Regions from separate parts of the Homo sapiens genome. Here region 2 is linked to region 1. A link is a loop called in an ENCODE intact Hi-C map of the cell type or tissue named here. Cell type or tissue: natural killer cell. All regions are shown on one strand.

The links. A loop is a pair of places that touch in the nucleus more often than their neighbours do. Peaks named below come from ENCODE experiments on the same cell type or tissue, not always from the same donor. Only the 100,000 strongest peaks of a DNase experiment are listed, where the experiment ranks them.
Region 2: it touches region 1 in a loop (9-fold over the local background); 1 of 110 quality-filtered maps calls a loop at or near these places.

Annotation. Positions count from the first base shown.
Region 1 is chr19:7,690,562-7,694,561 of GRCh38, reverse strand. The region is part of intron 8 of FCER2 (Fc epsilon receptor II); the gene reads left to right. Among named protein-coding and RNA genes, the nearest start is that of FCER2, 9.6 kb to the left of the region's middle. RefSeq lists enhancers at 3,145-3,194, 3,585-3,644. In natural killer cell, no CTCF peak of the experiment used is centred here; DNase peaks (open chromatin) are centred at 2,071, 2,386, 2,881 and 3,571; H3K27ac peaks cover 3,067 bases.
Region 2 is chr19:7,189,637-7,193,636 of GRCh38, reverse strand. The region is part of intron 2 of INSR (insulin receptor); the gene reads left to right. Among named protein-coding and RNA genes, the nearest start is that of INSR, 100 kb to the left of the region's middle. RefSeq lists enhancers at 1,025-1,114, 1,165-1,254. In natural killer cell, a CTCF peak has its summit at 1,525; a DNase peak (open chromatin) is centred at 1,246.

The DNA.
Region 1 (4,000 bases):
TTCTTCCCCAGTCCCTGAAGTCTCCCCGAAATCCAGCCCCACAGCCTGGGATCTGAGCCTGGCTCTGAGGTTGTCTCTGGGTGACTATGTAACAAACAACCAAGACACCTTCCCCTGAAGTTTTCTTTGAGGGCTCAGAAATGTCCTCTTCCTGGTTTTGGGGTTTGGGTTTTTGTCGTTGTTGTTTTTGTTGTTCAGAGACAGGGCCTGGTTCTGTCACCAAGGCTGGAGTGCAGTGGCACAATCATGGCTCACTACGGCCTCAAACTCCTGGGGTCAAGTGATCCTCTCATCTTGGCCTCCCAAATCGCTAGGATTACAAGTATGAGCCACTGCACCTGGCCACCTCTTCCTGTTTTAACGCTGCACCTCCAGAGGGCTGAGTACTGGTTACCATTTCATGGGTGAGAAGCACACTCATCTCAAGCTACTGCAGACCCTAAGCTCCTTAGAAAAATCTGACCATGTGAGGGTGGGCGTGGTGGCTCACGCCTGTAATCCCAGCATTTTGGGAGGCCGAGGCAGGAGGATCACTTGAGCCCAGGAGTTCGAGACTGGCCTGGGCAAGATGATGAGACCCTGCCTCTTTAAAAAAAAAAAAAAAAAAATCTGTGGCTGGGCATGGTGGCTCATGCCTGTAATCCCAGCACTTTGGGAGGCCGAGGCAGGTGGATCACATGAGGTCAGGAGATCGAGACCAGCCTGACCAACATGGTGAAACCCCGTCTCTACTAAAAATATAAAAATTAGCTGGGCATGGTGGTGCACGCCTGTAATCCCAGCTACTTGGGAGGCTAAGGCAGGAGAATTGCTTGAACCCGGGAGGTGCAGGTTGCAGTGAGCCGAGATAGCGCCACTGTACTCTGGCCTGGGAGACAGAGCAAGACTCTGTCTCAAAACAAAACAAAACAAAACAAAAAACATCTGACCACGTGTAGTGGAACCTTCCCTGCATATCACTATAGGAAAACCTACTTACTTAAAGCGGGTTTTTGCTATGTTGCCCAGGCTGGTCTCAAACTCCTGGGCTCAAGCGATCCTCCTGCCTCAGCCTCCCAAGTAGCTGGGATTACAGGTGCACACCACTGCTGAAAATCTATTTTGAAGCAAGAAAGATTTGATCCAGTAAGAGTGGGTTTAACCTTCCACCTGGGAGGCGATAGCAACAATGTCTGGGAGTTTCACTGCGGTGGGGGGAAGGGGAGAAAGAGACCATATTGAGGGATTGTGGGACCTAGTCTTGCAATCCCATTGGCTCTCCTGACCAAAGCCTCCCACTGGAAGAAAATCATCACAATTTCCCAGACATTGGCTAGGAGTGCTGGTTTGGCGGGTTCTGCCAGTGATGATGACCAGGGCTGTTGGTAGGGATGGTGCTTGGGGAAAGTAATCGCTGGTGGACCTGGCCACAGCACTGGTTTTGCTGTCGGTGCCAGTGATGAAGACACGGCTGGTGTGGTTGGTAAAGATGGTGTTGGCTGTGGTGTGGGTGGTGGAGATAAGCTGCTGCTGGTGGTGGGTACCTCTGTTAATGATGTCGGTGATGAAGGTGTTGCTGACCTTGGAGGGGTTTGTTGGTGGTTGAAGTGCTGCTGGCCATGAGGTGTTTGTCATGATGGGGTTGGTGGCTGAGGCACTGTTGGCTATGAGGTGTTTGTGGTGATGATGGTGGTTGAAGTGTTATTGGATATGAAGGTGTTTGTGGTGACAGTGATGGCCGCTGACGTGCTGCTGGTCATGGTGTTGGTGATTGAAGTATTGCTGGCCATGGATGTATTTATGGTAATGGTGTCAGCAGTTGAAGCATTGATGGTCAAGAATGTATTTATAATAACGGTGTTGGTGGTTGAGCTGCTTCTGGCCATGAGGTGTTTGTGGTGACATTGGCGTCAGCTGAGGTGTTGCTAACCACGAAGTGCTGATGGCGATGGTGTTAGTGACTGGCGTTCTGCTGGCTGTAAGGTGTTTGTGGTGACAGTGTTAGGGGTTTACGTGTTGTTGGGCATGAATGTGTTCATGGTGCTGGTGTTGGTAGTTGATGTGTTATTGGATGTGAATGTGCTCGTGCTGATGGTGTTGGTGGTTGATGTGTTGATGGACGTGAATGTGTTCGTGGCGCTGGTGTTGGTAATTGATGTGTTGTTAGACATGAATGTGTTTGTGGCAAAGGTGTTGGTGGTTGATGTGTTGTTGGGCATGAATGTGCTCGTGGTGATGGTGTTGGTAGTTGATGTGTTGTTGGACGTGAATGTATTCGTGCTGATGGTGTTGGTGGTTGATGTGTTGATGGACGTGAATGTGTTCATGACAGTGGTGTTGGTAGTTGATTTGTTGTTGGACATGAATGTGCTCGTGGTGATGGTGTTGGTAGTTGATGTGTTGTTGGACGTGAATGTATTCGTGCTGATGGTGTTGGTGGTTGATGTGTTGATGGACGTGAATGTGTTCATGACAATGGTGTTGGTAGTTGATGTGTTGTTGGACATGAATGTGCTCGTGGTGATGGTGTTGGTAGTTGATGTGTTGTTGGACGTGAATGTATTCGTGCTGATGGTGTTGGTGGTTGATGTGTTGATGGACGTGAATGTGAATGTGTGACAATGGTGTTGGTAGTTGATGTGTTGTTGGACATGAATGTATTTGTGGTGATAGTGCTGGTGGTTGAGGTGCTTCTAGTTGGGAGGTGTTTGTGGTGACAGTGTTTGCAGTTGCAGTGTTGCTGGCTGTGGAACTGGCAATGTAGTCATGGTGTTGGTGACTGAGGTGTTGCTGGCCATGGGTGTATTTATGATGATGTAATGGTGGTTGAGGAGTTGTTTGTGGAGATGATGTTGGTGACTGATATTCAGCTGCCTGTAAGGCATTTGTGATGATGGTGTTGGTGGCATTTTTGGCCATGAGGTATTTGTGGTGCTGGTGTTGGTGGTTGAAGTGCTGCTGGCATGAGGTGTTTGAGGTGATGAGGGTGGTGAAAGTGCTGTTGGTGATGGTGCTTGTGGCTGAGGTGCTGCTGGCTGTGGAACTGGTGATGTGGGTGATAATGTTGGTGATTGAAGTGTTGCTAGCCATGGATGGATTTATGGTGATGTTGGTGGCTATTGAGGCACTTCTATGAGCTGTCGATGGCGATGGTGTTGGTGATTGATGCTCTGCTCGCTGTGAAGCATTTGTGATGATGGGATTTGTGGCTGAGGTGCTGCTGGCTGTGGAGCCGGTGATGTGGTCATGGCTTTGGTGACTGAAGAGTTCCCAAGCCGTGGTGGATTTAAGGTGATTATAATGACAACTGAAGTGCTTCTGGCCATGGTGGTGCTTGTAGCGATGATGCTGGTGGTTGAAGTGTTGTTGGACATGAATGCATTTCTGGTCATGGTGTTGACGGTTGAGGGGCTTCTACCTGTGGGGTGTCTGTGGTTATGACGATGGTTGAAATATTATTGGACATGAGTGTGTTTGTGGTCATGGTGTTGATGGTTGAGGGGCCTCTAGCTGTGAGGTGTCTGTGGTGATAATGGTGGTTGAAGCGTTGTTGGACGTGAATGCATTTGTGGTCATGGTGCTGGTGGTTGAGGGACCTCTAGCCGTGAGGTGTCTGTGGTGATGGTGGTTGAAGTGTTGTTGGACATGAGTGTGTTTGTGGTCATGGTGTTGACCATATTGGACATGAATGTGTGGTGGCAGTGTTGGTGCTTGTGGTGCTTCTGGCCATGAGGTGTTTGTGGAGATGCTGATGGTAGTTGAGGTGTTGATGGTCGACACCGTGCTCTGCTAACCATGAAGGTGTTTGTGGCCATGGTGGCTGAGGTGCTTCTACTATGGATCTGGTCAGCATCATAGCTCCAGCAGAGAACACAGCCCGTGAGGCTGTCTGTTAGGCCCTGGGGTGGGTCTGCTTTTAGCCGGGACCCCAGGAGTGGCCCTAGGAGGGGTGCTGCCACCTAGTCTGCCCAGGGTGCCCAAGGCACTTCCATTGGCCCCACCCCCGAGCCTCTCCTCCACC
Region 2 (4,000 bases), 500 kb after region 1:
GATAGTACACATACATAGTAAAAAATAAAAATAAAATAGGGCACTTTTTTGTGTCCCTTTCAGAGGGACATATGTCCCATGTGTCCTCCCCCCTCCTGCCCCTAATTTTTTTGTTTGTTTTTTTATGAGATGGAGTCTCACTCTGTCGCCAGGCTGGAGTGCAGTAGCGTGATCTCAGCTCACTGCAACTTCCGCTCCCCAGGTTCAGGTGATTTTCCTGCCTCAGCCTCCCATGTAGCTGAGACTACAGGTGCGCGACACCATGCTCAGCTAATTTTTATATTTTTCGTGGAGACGGAGTCTCACCATGTTGGTCAGGATGGTTTGGCTCTCCTGACCTCGTGATCCGCTCACCTTAGCCTCCCAGGCTTAGCCTCCTTAGCCTGCTGGGATTACAGGCATGAGCAGAAGAATCTCTTGAACCCGGGAGGCGGAGGTTGCAGTGAGCTGAGATCGTGCCACTGCACTCCAGCCTGAGGGACAAGAGTGAGACTCCATCTGGGGAAAAAAAAAAAAAGAAAAAAAAGAAATACTGCATCAAATTGCACTTGCCTCTTGGTGCAAGATTCGTTCCTTTGCTTTGAACTGCCTCCCTGAAGCAAATTGGTGTTTCTGTGACTCCCTCTGTCTAGGGAAGGGGTCCTTTAGTGGGGACATTGTCTTTCTTGGGGAGGGTCCACCAGAGGACTCTGACACAGCGGTCTCCTTTCTCCTCCGTCAACTTAGTTAGATTTTAGTCCCTGATCTTCTCAGCAGTGTATAGTGAAAAAGCCACCGCAGCTGAAAGTTTCAGGAAGATGATAGTTGCTTCTGTGTGCTCACCCAGGAGCTTTTGGGAGGTTTAGGGAGAACTGGGGGAAAATTGGGACCAGCAGCTCAATGTGGCTTTGAAGGGGAGACAGCGGATGGACACAGAACTTGCATTTTTGGAGAGGGGAGGTCTGGGTAGATGTTCCCTACATACACAGCAGCACTTGTGTGCAGGTGTGAGGGAGTGACAGCCCCCGGACGGTTTGGCATTTTCCTGCAAGTCTGCCATCTTGTCTGGCAGACATAGCCTGGGCTGCTGACTGTCCCTACCCCAAACCAGAATTTGGGCAGGAACGGACACTTGGGCTCATTACGTGTCAATGAGGGGGATCAGGTCAGGGGCACAGGGAGAGGAAAGTCAACCCCGTCCTCCACTGGGGCTGTTTCTCATCTTGCATGACACGTGGCTTTCATAATGTCTTCACTTTGCGGTCTCTCTCACCAGAAGAAGCTGCTGTTTTGTGGCTAGTTCATCTGTGTCATGCCCTTTCCCCAGCCTGGGCTGCCTGTGATTTTTTTCTTTTCTTTTCTTTTCTTTTCTTTTCTTTTCTTTTCTTTTCTTTTCTTTTCTTTTCTTCCCTCCCTCCCTTCCTTCTTTCTCTTTCTTTTCTTTCTCCTTTCTTTCTTTTTCTTTCTTTTTTCTTTTCTTTCTCTGTCTTTCTTTTTCTTTCTCTTTCTCTCTCTCTTATCTTTCTTCTTTCTCCCTCTTTCTTTTCTTTTTTCTCTTTCTGTATTCTTTCTTCTTTCTCTCTTTCTTTCCTTCTTTCTTTCTCCCTCCCTTCCTGCCTCTTTCTTTCTCTTTCTTTCTCCCTCTTCTTTCTTTCTCTCTCTCTCCCCTCCCTCCCTCCTTCCTTCCCTCCTTCTTTCTTTTTATCTCTCTCCTTCCTTCCTTCCTTCCCTCCTTCTTTCTGTCTTTCTCTTTCTTTTCTCTCTCTCCCTTCCTCCTTCCTTCCCTCCTTCTTTCACTCTCTCTTTCTTTTCTCTCTCTCTTCTTTTTAAAGATAGGGTCTTGCTTTATTGCCCAGGCTGGAGTGCAGTGGTGCAGTCACAGCTCACTGCAGCCTCAAACCCCTGGGCTGTAGCAATCCTCCCACCTCAGTCTCCCGAGTAGCTGGGACTATTGGTTTACGGGTGTGCACCATCACACCTGGCTAATTTTTTTATTTTTGTAGAGACAGGGGTCTGGCTATTTTGCCCAGGCTAGTCTTGAACTACTGGACTCAAGAGATCCTCCCGTGTTAGCCTCCCAAAGTGCCATTACATGCACAAGCCACTGCGCCTGGCAGGCTTGTGATTTTCATGTGGAGCTTTTCACATTCTGTCTAACAATCCGAGTTCAGAGGAACCAGTATGGGGAGCAAGAGTATGTGGAAACGTCCAGCACCAGTTTAGAGGACTCCCACTCAGCTAGGGGGTGCAGTGGCCACCCCGAGTGGCTTTTCTTTCTTTTCTTTCCCTCCTTCCCTCCCTCCCTCCCTCCTTTCTTTCTTTCTTTCTTTCTTTTTCTTTCTTTCTTTCTCTTTTCTTTTCTTTCTTTTTGAGACAGAGTCTCACTCTCTCTTCCAGCAGTGGCACAATCTCGGCTCACTGCAACCCCCGCCTCCCGGGTTCAAGCAATTCTGCTGTCTCAGCCTCCCAAGTAGCTGGGATTACAGGCACCTGCCACCACGCCTGTATAATTTTTGTATTTTTAGTAGAGATGGGGTTTCACCATGTCGGCCAGGCTGGTCTCGAACTCCTGACCTCAGGTGATCCACCTGCCACGGCCTCCCAAAGTGCTGGGATTACAGGCGTGAGCCACCGTTCCCAGCCTCTATTTTTTTAAAATTGACAAATAATAATTGTATATGTTACATATTTATGGGGTACCATGTGATGTTTTGATATCTGTTTACATTGTAGAATTACTAAGTCATGCCAATTTAAAAGCTATCACCTCACATACTTATCATTGTTTTATGGTTAAAAATATCTACATTTTTGGCAATTTTGAAATGTCCAGTGCACTATTACTTATTATAGCAACCATTGTGTCCAATACATAACTAAAGCTTATTTCTCCTAAGTGAAATTTTGTAGTTTGATCAACATCTCCCTACAGAGTTGGAAACACCTGGAATGAGCTTATAGTGTTCGAAGGATAGTCTTCAAAGAATTGGTTGGGCGCGGTGGCTCACGCCTGTAATCCCAGCACTTTGGGAGGCCAAGATGGGTGGATCCCGAGGTCAGGAGTTCAAGACCAGCCTGGCCAACGTGGTGAAACCCCATCTCTACTAAAAATACAAAAATTAGCTGGGCGTGATGACGGGCGCCTGTAATCCCAGCTACTCAGGAGGCTGAGGCAGAGAATTGCTTGAACCCGGGAGGCGGAGGTTGCAGTGAGCTGAGTTCTCACCATTGCACTTCAGCCTGGACAACAGAGTGAGACTCTGTCTCAAAAAAAAAAAAAAAAAAAAACCACCAAAGAACACAGGTCAGCATGTTTATTTAACCCATTAGTGAGGGAACAGCAGGATTATAAAGCCAAAACATGTATAGTCACTGAAATAAGAAGGCAGTGTTAGCTGTGAGGCTGCTTAATGTCCCATAGGACAATAAAACTGTAATCTTTGGGGATGATTTTTTTCTTTTTTTTTTCGGCAAGGAGAGATAGGATCTCACTCTGTTACCCAGGCTGGTCTCGAATGCCTGGGCTCAAGCAATCCTCCCGCCTCAGCCTCCCAAAGTGCTGGGATTACAGGCATGAGCCTCCATGCCCAGCTGAGAGTATCTTTTCTCTGAGATGAAAATAATTTGTAGCATATCTGTCTGTAAGTTAACTCTAATTTCCTTGAGTCTAGTTCCTAATAGAAATAGTAAAATCGGCCAGGCGTAGTGGGTCATGCCTATAATCCCAGCACTTTGGGAGGCCAAGGTGGGCAGATCACTTGAGGTCAGGAGTTCAAGACCAGACTGGCCAACATGCTGAAACCCAGTCTCTACTAAAAATACAAAAATTATCCAGGCATGGTTGTGGGTGCCTGTAATCCCAGCTACTCAGGAGGCTGAGGCAGGAGAATTGCTTGAACCTGGGACACAGAGTTTACAGTGAGCGGAGATGGCACCGCTGTACTTCAGCCTGGACAACAGAGCAAGACTCGGTTTCAAAAAAAAAAAAAAAAAGTAATAGTAAAATCAATTACAGGTACAT